2 separate regions of the Homo sapiens genome follow, and region 2 is linked to region 1. Evidence: read pairs that join two places in POLR2A ChIA-PET (ENCODE). Cell type or tissue: IMR-90. All regions are shown on one strand. Links, peaks and the distances in the headings refer to the core of each region. The heading gives the core; the rest is flanking DNA.

The links. Peaks named below come from ENCODE experiments on the same cell type or tissue, not always from the same donor. Only the 100,000 strongest peaks of a DNase experiment are listed, where the experiment ranks them.
Region 2: POLR2A ChIA-PET joins it to region 1 with 5 read pairs; 2 of 35 experiments call an interaction of 5 or more read pairs at or near these places.

Annotation. Positions count from the first base shown.
Region 1 is chr4:181,609,671-181,615,057 of GRCh38, forward strand. It overlaps a transcript of TENM3 not described here. Among named protein-coding and RNA genes, the nearest start is that of TENM3-AS2, 220 kb to the right of the region's middle. In IMR-90, for the core only: no CTCF peak of the experiment used is centred there; no DNase peak of the experiment used is centred there.
Region 2 is chr4:181,683,131-181,688,517 of GRCh38, forward strand. It overlaps a transcript of TENM3 not described here. Among named protein-coding and RNA genes, the nearest start is that of TENM3-AS2, 140 kb to the right of the region's middle. In IMR-90, for the core only: no CTCF peak of the experiment used is centred there; DNase peaks (open chromatin) are centred at 1,391, 2,491 and 3,021; H3K4me3 peaks cover 179 bases; H3K27ac peaks cover 1,167 bases.

The sequences.
Region 1 (5,387 bases), core at 323-5,322:
AGCAAAATAGATTTTCTTGAGCATTCAATCCAGTTTCCACACAATGGGCTCTCTAATGTGGATTTGAAATGTATCTGGTCATATATTATTTAACTGCATTGTATTTTGTGTTTTAAAAATTTCCACCACATATTCGATTTTAACAAATGTATGAGGCGCTGCAATATTTGAGCTCTATATTTTAGAAATTCCACACTTTCAACAGATTCTTCAGACTTCAAAGAATTTAATATTAGTACCATAAAAGGTCTTTTGAAGAATAATACTGGAACATAAGAAAAACGACTGCCTGAGTGTACCCTATCATTTAGAAAGTGTTTTATTGCTTTAATTTCCTGTCTTCGTAAAGTAACAAGCAGCACAATAGAAGATATATTGTTACAGAGTTTGCAATTTATTAGAAGGCTTGAGCAAGTTGAAGACTTTATGTGAAGTGAAAAAGAAAACCTCTATTTCGCTGAAAAATGGAGACGAACCACATCAATGTTGCAGCAGCTTTAAATGGAGTCCCCTTTTTGACTGATAAGTTGTCTCTACACACCCTGTATGTTTGCATGAAATAAATCTATGGGCACAATCCTCATTTTGGGCTAGCTGTGTGTCATTAGGTTCCTAGAAACCTAATGTTATTTCATTTGTGAGGCGTGTATAAGATGACTGTTGCTATTTGGATTCTATAGCACAAAGGTGCCATTAAAGCAGAAATGACCCATAACATACATTTCCATTCATTTATTACATTTTTTGCATGCGTGACTGAATTTTAATCCCGGGTTTTGTCAACCTAGTGCAGTTACATCGAGCTTTTTAGCATAGTTTCATGTACCTCAGTTCACTGTCTTTTACACAGAGGCGTAAAAGCATTAAAAAGGAAGATATTTATCCCACTGAAGTACAGAGACAATTCATTTCTGCACCAAAAATTGTAGAAATGAGTGATGTGACACAATGACTAACCTGTAAAAATAAAGTTGAAAAATTACCTCATAAATAACTTCAGAGAAGGGGGAAGCAGGATATTTAACAAGTCTGGGGGGTGGTGTGTGTGTGTCTGTGTGTGGCTTTTCTTTAATAACACGGTAGGTACTCAGATGAGCGGACATCAAGCAGCCCTCTGGAATGGAAGCTACCTGTTTATCAGGGCAGAACAAGAAGTATAAGAATCACAGGTGCTCCTTAATCCCACCACTGTTCTCCGACCAAAAGATTGCAAAACATCTGTTCCTAACAGATTGTTTAGTTTTTCTACTAAATAAATCAAAGTGGGAAATATTACCATGTGGAAAGCCACTGGAAAAGACCCAAAGGTCAACTGACCTCAAGTTTGTTAGTTCCAATGATTTTAGCCAAATTAGTAGGTTTCACAAGTCAGAGAGTTATCTTTATCACTCTTGATTATATTTTGGATGCATGCTAAGGAACATGTTGTGCCATGTTAATTACCTAAATTCATTGACTGATGGATTTAAATTAGTACACCTAAGCGTCATAGCTGCAGTACTTGTAGGCGAACGTGGGAGAGCCCAGACGTTTCTGGTTTTCTCCGTTATCTATGTTTATCTTTGGAAGAATAATTATTTCCAAGCTTTATTGCTAACTGAAGCACAAAAGATATCCTCTGGGCGTGCCGCAGACAATCCTCAGGCACATTAGAGGAGTCATCTAGAGTTAGTTCAAAGTGAATTACTTTATTTTAATCATGGTGACTTTACCGACTGTGTCAATACCCTGTCCCGTCATGTTGTCAGACTTTTATTCCTCCTCTTCTGCGTTTTTTCTTTTTTCCTTTCTCCTCTTTACATGATACCCAGGCCACTTTATTTTAAGGCATATTTTTTAGTCTATTCAAGATTTACGGATAGAATGGCACTTCAAAATGACTCGTCTTGTATTACACGATACGGAGTCTGTTTGGTAACTCTTTTTCCTCCAAATCCTTGGCTAAAATCTGTGGACAATGCTTTATTTTTTTAAACAACCACGTGAGTACTTAATGTGAGGCATTTGACAATTATAGAGTTATAATGAGTGCAAACTTTAAAATGCAAATAAAATGCTGCACTCAGGGCTACTAGAGATTAAATATTTACTTCATCCTCACTAATTCACAAACAGGAAGCCAGGGTACAGAAGGCACAGAGACATCTGCATCTAATGGTTATTCAGTTCACCAACTAAAAGACACATTTGATCACTTGGAATTCACTTTAAATTCTGTGTAAAATCACTTTGGAAATCTCTTGGGTAGTGTGGCATTTTGCCATCAGATCCCATACATAATATATCTATTTTTTTCTGACATGATTATTTTCTCATTTACTTAGTTCTTGTTGCAAAAGTTAATGGTAAGTGTGGCCTTTATGCCTCAGGAAAAATATATTTTTTCTGACACTTCTCAGGGATCTCGTGTTCCTTTGCTCCGTTCCTGCTGTACAGAGGAGACGTCCGCCCCCAGAGCCCCAGCCTCTCAGTGCCAGTGGCCTCTGTGTCATAGTTTCATTCATCATTTCAGAGATGAGGGTCCCCTCGCCCAACACACGAAAGCTCTATAATTACTTTCATTTCTTGGTTAGCATAGGTCATGGAACTAGTGTTAATAATCATCTTTCCCTCTGGACTTCTCTGTATTTATATATCTCTGATCCCATCACCGTTGGGACCATAGAGGTGTATTTTATCTTCATTTCAGTCCTCATGGTATTGTTTCAGCCCAGGGGGGAAATCAAATGAGGTACAGAACATGGTAAGTTCACACTACTCTGAGGTCATTAACACCTAATTAGAAACAGCTTAGAGATCCAAATGATTCTTTGGTTAAGATGTGTGTGTGTGTGTGTGTGTGTGTGTGTGTGTCAGAGAGAGAGAGAGCTGACAATATTTAACTTCTTCATTGCCAGTATGGTCTTTATCACCAACGGCTGGGGCAATACCTCATTGTGTTTTATCAAACCTTAAGTAGGAGTATTTGTATGTGTGTGTTTTCCTTTTCTTTTTTTCTTTTTATGTGATAGGATACGCAGTCTGTTAAACCATCGAATAGCAAGAAGAGAAGACTGTCTAAAGGCTTAACATACTAATTGATTTTTCCTTAACAGAAAGCCATAATATTACTTCAGTTGAGGCCTAGACAACCTACAGATAAAGTTTTCTAAATATTATGTGATGAGAAAAACATTACCTATTTAAATAAAAAAGATACAACACTATTTTCATACCAATTTGAGGGACGTTAAATCCTGTGTTGCCAGGATAAGAAAATACTTCCACCTAAAAATATGACAGCCATCTATTTGTAGTACCTTTTTAATAGGTCTTAAGTTTCTCTACATGGCAACTTTTAAAAGCTTCTAACATTTTATTTGTTCTAAATGTATAGTTACTCTAATGCCTATCATGCCGTTTGGTATGTTGAAAAACTCTAAGAGAATTCACGCCTTTGTGAATGCTGTTCTACTGAGGACCTTGTTTCCCTAGGACAGGTCTAAGTTCAAAAGACAGAAGTTAGATGTGGAAAACACTGCTGCCTCTAGTTTAGATGCTACGTACGTGAAGGGGAGACATCTCCTTCTCCTTGTTCCTAGATTTGCAACTCAGTGTTTTAAATATTTGAGACATGTTTTCTGCCAAAGGATTCCTTCCCCTCGGGAACTAAACCCACACTAGCAAAGCCCAGCTGGTGGGAGCAGAGCCCAGGAGCCACCAGCTGCGGGAATGTAGGGGATGCTGAGGGAAACTTGGCTGTCAGTTCCAGGCCCATCAGTCTCCCCAGACCTTGCTGATTGCCTAAATTCTTCTTTCAGATGTCCTGGGAGTATGCCTGCCCTCAGCTCTCCTAACGCAGAGGCAGTATATCAGCAGAGTTAAGGTCTACTGTGCTGGGAACAGACTATTGGGTGTAAGCCCAGCTATGCCGCTGACTTTGTATTATGTCTCTCTGCCTCAGTTTCCTCAAATGCAAAACAGGGAAAATGATAAAAAATAACACGTCCTTCCCCAGGTTGTTATGAGGGTGAAATAACGTAAAAAGCTTAGAATCATGTTGATTTATTCAGATAAACCACTGGTTCCCAAATTGTGATTGGGGGGCCCCTTTCAGGAGGTCCATAAGACCAAACCTATTTTCACTTTAACATTAAGATGTGATTTAACTTTTTTACTCTTACTTTCTCATTAGTGGGCTAAGAGTGTGCAAAAGCCACACACGTGACCTGTGATTTCATAACAAATTGAGTGCAGAAGTAGGTGAGAAAATCCAGCTGTATTCTATTAGGCCAGAAAGGAAGGTCTTTGCAAAAATGTCAAACAAAGCCACTTTTCTCATTATGATTTTGTTTTGGAAAGCATAGTTATTTTTTTACCAAAATATGTTATTTCTGTTAACATACAATGGAGCTATTATTGTTATTTTAAATATAAATTCATACATAAATTTTTTCATTTCTCAATTTAAATTTCTAATATTATAAATATTGATAAATATAACCCACATAGACAAAAGCTCTTTGGTGTCCTCAAAGATTTTTTTCATGTAAAGAAGTCCAAATATTTCAGAATTACTAATATAAGCTATTATGACTATCAGTTTCTCCCACCTGTAAGTTTTGCGTTTTTCTCCTGCAAACTGCCTGCCTAGTGAAATGTTGTCTTCACATCTCTCCCTTAAAAAAAGATCTGATTTTTTTGTCTGTTTGTTTTTACAGGATTTTGGGGGACAGTAATTTTTAAATCACCAGACACAACCAACCAAATGTATTTACAATTCTGATTCCTGGGCTCTACCTCCAGAAATCCTGATTCCAAAAGTTTAGATGAGACCCAAGAACCTGGATGTTTAAACTCTAAGTGATGCTGAGATATTACCATGTATTTTAAAGGCAATCTTGCCCAAGGATCTCCATATTCATCTCCGCAGATTTAACACAGTCTCTGCATTCAACTGTTCTTCCTGCTCAATGTGAGCTTACCACATTTCCTCACTGAAGGGTGAGCAGTCTTTGTAGCTGAGAGATGTCATCAAAATGCACAGTAGATACCTCCCAGACTTCTATGGGCGATTTGCAACTTTGAGGATTGCGAAAACTATCTACCAGCTTTCTAGATGTCTGCATAGCCCAGTAGGAATTAACTTTGCAGCCATAAGTAGCTCCTTCAACTGCAAATTTCCTCCAGGCTCATTTAAGCTCTGAGGATGATGGAGGTAAAAGAGAAAGTATAGGGAGAAGACTGGTTGTGGGGAAGATCCGAGAAAGGCTGAGGATGGACCCAGCTAGCTTGTAGAGTGAATCAGACTCCTGGCCTGAGTTCTCACGGCATGATTTTTATTTCTCTTTTGGAAATGGAAGGCAGGGGAGAGAGACAGGATGTAGAATCCACAGCTTGCTGCTGAA
Region 2 (5,387 bases), core at 111-5,110, 73 kb after region 1:
ACATTGGAGAATTAATAACAATGATAATATCCCTAATGTATATTGAGCACTCATTATATACCAGGTAGAGGACTATTATCAATTATTGTGTAAAACCTCGGAAATAGCTCATTCCGACATTTACAGATAAGAATACTGAAAGTCAGTCATGACTCACCTAGAGGCCCAAGTCATCTTTGATGGAGCAAAGGTGCAAGTCAAGCATTCTGACCCTAAAACTTACACTTCTAACCACTGTTCTAGGTGGACTCCTAGATTATGATGGGCCTCAAATGTCTTGCTTAAGAGCTTACACTTTATATTAGACTCACTTGGCAAGTTTATTGAAACAAAGATTGCGGGGCTCACTCCCAGATTTTCTTATTCTTCAGTAAGTCTAGTGGGGGGGCCAAGAATTTGTGCTTCTATAAGCTCCCAGCTGATGCTGATGCGACTGGTCCTTGGGCCACCCTTTGAGAACCTATGCACTAGAAAATAAAAGCAGATGAAGCGACTTCATCGAAAGATGAGATGTGTCAGACGAAGCTTTCAGTTACTCGTGCAAGGCGATGGTCTAGGAGAGGCGAAGAGGGTATGGATGATCCCAAACCGTGGCTGCAGGAATGGAGCAGAGTCCTCATAGAGAGTGGTGAAATCTGTACTACCCGATGACGGACCCTGTGCTGTCTGAGACAGGGGACAGAAGGTGGGGGTTCAGAGCCCTTGTTTTGAGATCAGGAACTCCACCACCTGAGCAGCCTTCGAGCACACAGCTTGACTTGGTCCTCTTTTCTTTAAGCTGAGGTTAACATGGAAGTCTTCCTTATGAAGTCTTCATGAGAATCCAATGGGTTAAACCCATAAAGAAATTAACCTAATACCCACCACGGGGAAGCATTTAACAAATAGTAGTTATTATTGTAGGTGGGAGAAGGACGGCTCTGGGATCACTTGAGGCAGTTTTTAGCTGAAAAGTCCAAGTGGACTGCTTTGCTTTGCTTAGCGTTCCTGGCGTCCTCCACACAGGTTGACACCTCCAGGTGCTTATTTAACCTGCGTCCCAGATCCGATTGATTCCGGTTCCTATGCAGTGTTATTCACGAGTGCATGTGGGAGGAGAATGGGCCGTGACAACAGTGAAGGCCGAAAGCCCTAATTTTTTACCAATCATTTTACAGATACAAAAGTAGGCTTAGGAATCCATTATTTTGAATGTGATCTATGGACACCTCCTCTTTCTGCTGCCTTCCTACTATCCCATTCCTCATCCTTCACAATATGTAAAGAAAATAAACCCTGTGACTTTGAATCTAATGTTTTCACATCCCATTCACTTAAATCATCTCTTGAGAATATGTTTGTGTGAAAATGTGAGAAATGTGTTTTTAAAGTAAAGGAATGTGATGATGTAACTGGCCACATTAGATTTCTTAGGCAATCCCTAAATGCATTAAAATACACACTGTGCATCAAGAGCTGGATTGAACCACGGATGCTGATTCCGATGGGGCAACCCTTATTCTGTATAGACTGATGTCAGTGATGTTTTAAGATTAAGACTGAGATAAATAAAAAGTGGTGTATGCAATACCCTTTCCTCTTTGGGAAATTAAGAACTTACATTAGTGTCTGTTTTTTGTTTGTTTGTTGTTTGTTTTGTTTTGAGGTGGAGTCTCACTCTACTGACTGGGCTGGAGTGCAGTGGTGCCATCATAGCTCACTGCAGCCTCGAACTCCTGGGCTCAAGTATTCTTCCCCACTCAGCCTCCCAGATAGCTGGGACTACAGGTGTGCACCACCGTGCCTGGCTTTTTTTTTTTTTTTTTTTTTTTTTTAAGTAGAAACAGCATCAAGCTATGTTGTTCAGGCTGGTCTTGAACTGCTAGGCTCAAATGATCCTCCCACCACCCTCCCAAAGTGCTGGAATTACAGCCATGAGCCACTGCACCTGGCCAATGCTTGTTTTTTTGTTTTGTTTTGTTTGTTTGTTTTAACATCTAAAAAGATGCCAGGAGTCAATTAAGTGTGCAGAATGTGATTAAAATCATTTCTTCTACTCTTCAATGTTTGGTAGAATTCATTATTCCTTCACCTCTGGTGGAGATTTTTATTTGTTTAATAAGATATTTTGCTCATTTAGTCCTAATGTTACAAAATTATATCCCATTAACTGTACATTTCTAGAGGAAAAACTTTCAAGTGAAACTGAAGATTTCAAATATGCACTGCTGAAAATCATGTCCCTGGAAGCACAATCTACCATCTCAACTTATTCCATAAGAGATGGCATTGTATGTTAGTTGGTGCTATAGTGAAATCCAAACAAAATGTTGATATTATTTTATTAATCTCATTACATTTGTAATGTTTGGTTAAATCCACTTTCAATACTTTAGGCAGGTTTACAATTTTATAAGAATTTTTCAGACTTGTTTTGGAAGTAATACCTCAACAAGATGGCTAGGAGTTTTCACATTCACTCCCAGAGAGCATTGCGTGAAAAGATCTCCAAAAGAAAAGCCTGATTCACACTGAATCATACCTAAAGAGCAAGCAATCCAGAATAATGCCAAAGGACGGATGGGCACCCTGCCCCCACCCACCCCAGAAATGAGTTTTTGACATTGCAAATGTGCTTATGTCCCCTTGATAGCTAGTAAAGGCAGCAGGTAATTAATAAGTCAAGTGGTTTCCCAAAACATTGGAAGTTGTTCAAGCTTGCCAATCTCAGAAACCCCTATATGAAATCCCTGCACATTTTCTCATCTACTAGTGGGTGTTCCTAGGGAACACGTTTAATTGTAACTTTTCAAATATTGTTCTCAGGGTGTTAGTATTACTTGTCTGTATTGTTCTGACATTTTAGCCATCGAAGGTGTTTTTGTATGGGAAACAAAATGCAGGATGACAAATGAAAATCATCAAATCGGATCAGTATGCATATTTTTTCTGAGTCACTGTGCCCTTTGCTGGGCTCTGGCAAACTAGTTTTACTCATCTTTGTAGGCGAAGTGTAATAAACAATGACTACAACATCTACAGTTTAGAAGTCAGCAGCTGCAGATAGTGGAATGACTCAAATACCAATCCATGCTACCCAGACATCCCGACAGCATAAATAACAGGGAACAAGATTTTTCAGTTAAATGTTTTAGGATCACTCTACACTTTTGAGATGAACATTTTCTTTGTGATAATTCCTTGTTTCAGAAGAATACTTTCGAAATCTTCTTAGTTCGTGATGTAAGCAGTGCCACTTAATTGTTGTTGAATCAGACAGATTTTTCTTCTTTTCCCTCAGTGAGAAGAACTAGAATTGCTTTTTCTCAGACTGAACTTCATATTTCAGGCTGTTTTTAACATAAAGGACGAAAGTTCCCCATAGCCTTCTTTATTTTTTCAATAAACATTTATTGCGCCCAATTAGGTGGAAAACACTCTACTAGATGTTATGGAAATTCACAAATAAGTAAGACGTGGCTCCTGGTCTTCAAAGATTTACAGTTTAGCAGAAGAGGCAGCATATCCATAAACCTGTGGAGAAAGACAAAAATGATTCTATAAAATTAATGCAGCTGCATTTTTGAAGTAATTGTTTTCATTTAATTCATTTGTTATCTTCTTTAGTGGAAATCATCTAGTGGGTTTCCTGTTTATTTTTAAAATCACTGTAATTTTTTAAAATAAAATAATAGACTCCTGTTGGCCATTTCTATACTCATCGATGAACTATAGCTTGGCATGTACTTTGCTGAAAATGCTTTCTCATTGATTTAATAGAACAAAGTAGATTTCCTTTTTCTTCCCCTCTTTTAAACTTTATGTTTTCTTTGTACATTGTTCCATTCAGTAAATGAATAGTTGCTTTCTATAAAAAAGTGATTTCTGCTTTACCATCTAACTGCATATATGCTGCTTCTCTGGGTTCTTATTAAAAAAGAGAGATGCATAGAGCTTACCTATAAAATGAGTTTTAGAAATGTACCCTTTGATGCCAAATTAGTAATTTTATAGACCTTCCAAATAAAATTTTATTAAAACATTTAATAGTCATATAATGGAAGAAGAATACCAATTTAAATAAGACGGACCATTACATGTGTTAGTAGAAAGACATTAGGCCAGCTGTTACTGAAAATGACTATTATTTAGTGGTTATTTTGTTCATTTCTGCATTGTAATGAAACGATTTAATCCCACATGCTAATGACTAATCCGTTAGGTATATAGTGATTTCCATTTGATCAAAATTAGCTTGGCTGAAAAGATAGCACAAACTTTTGTAGAAACTAAATGTAGTTGTTTTCTTTTGTTCTCTTTTCAGCTTCATAGTCTTATAAAATGCTGACATTCTTATCATTTTCAACAACATTTTAAATACAAACTTTGAGAATTCCTTTGACGACTTGTTTCCATCTGTTTGTTCATGTCTTTAAAAAGCCATCTATATCCAGGCATTGTTGGTGACTCCAGCCACTTGTTTGCAGCCAGTTGTTAGACGCTGGCAGTCTAGGTGAAGTCTGGGATGTATATCCTGTTTGGAGCAGTGCTCAAAAACCCTGCCCTGAATTATTTCGTATCAGAAATTCCCATGAAGCCATCACCTCTTTTAGGCAGAGGTGAGACTTACTTCTACTGTAATTTCTGAGTTAGTAGTAAAGCCTGGTCAGCCCAAGACAGCCACAGAAGGCACTGACCTCCAACATTAGGCTAACTGCTCCAAGACCTCTACAAGTGCAGACCCTTGGTATTTCATTTAAAGTAACACATTTGTGGCAGCAGGGATGAACAAAGTCTTTTGATCTGTGATGAAAACATTAAGCATATTCGATAAATAATCAATAATACTAGCAAACATTTACTGAGTGTAAGTGGTGCTGTTGTCAGTGATTTACATTAATTTATGTAAATCACTTTTGTAAATCACTTATGTATGTGAGTTAATTTACTCACAGAAAGTGGAACAATTTGAAATATCTGCTCTCTATACTCTATTTCTAGAACCTGTGGAATGAACTCCCTTAATTTTGGACAAATAAATTCCATAGTACATAGGAGCTATCTTTGTCATCACTTTCATCTACTTCTTGCAAAATTATCATAATCTTCTAACCAGAGCAAAGGTATTCATTAACCCAAAATTGAGCATGGTTAAAAATCTGTTCACTAGGGTAAGTTTCTTTGCCTAAGTCTAAGCCCTTTTTTTGAAAGTTTCCATTTCAGTTCTACTTAGTTCACAAAGGAAATTTGATTTTTTTATAGCAATAGTAACTAGGGAAAAAATGAAAAATCAGTACTTTTTGTGTAAGTCGTATCTTCAAACTCAACAAAGTTAAAGTTTTTCTCTTGATAGAAGCCAATTCATGTGCTCTAGTCTGTGGTTAAAACATTTTTTTTTATTCGTTCAG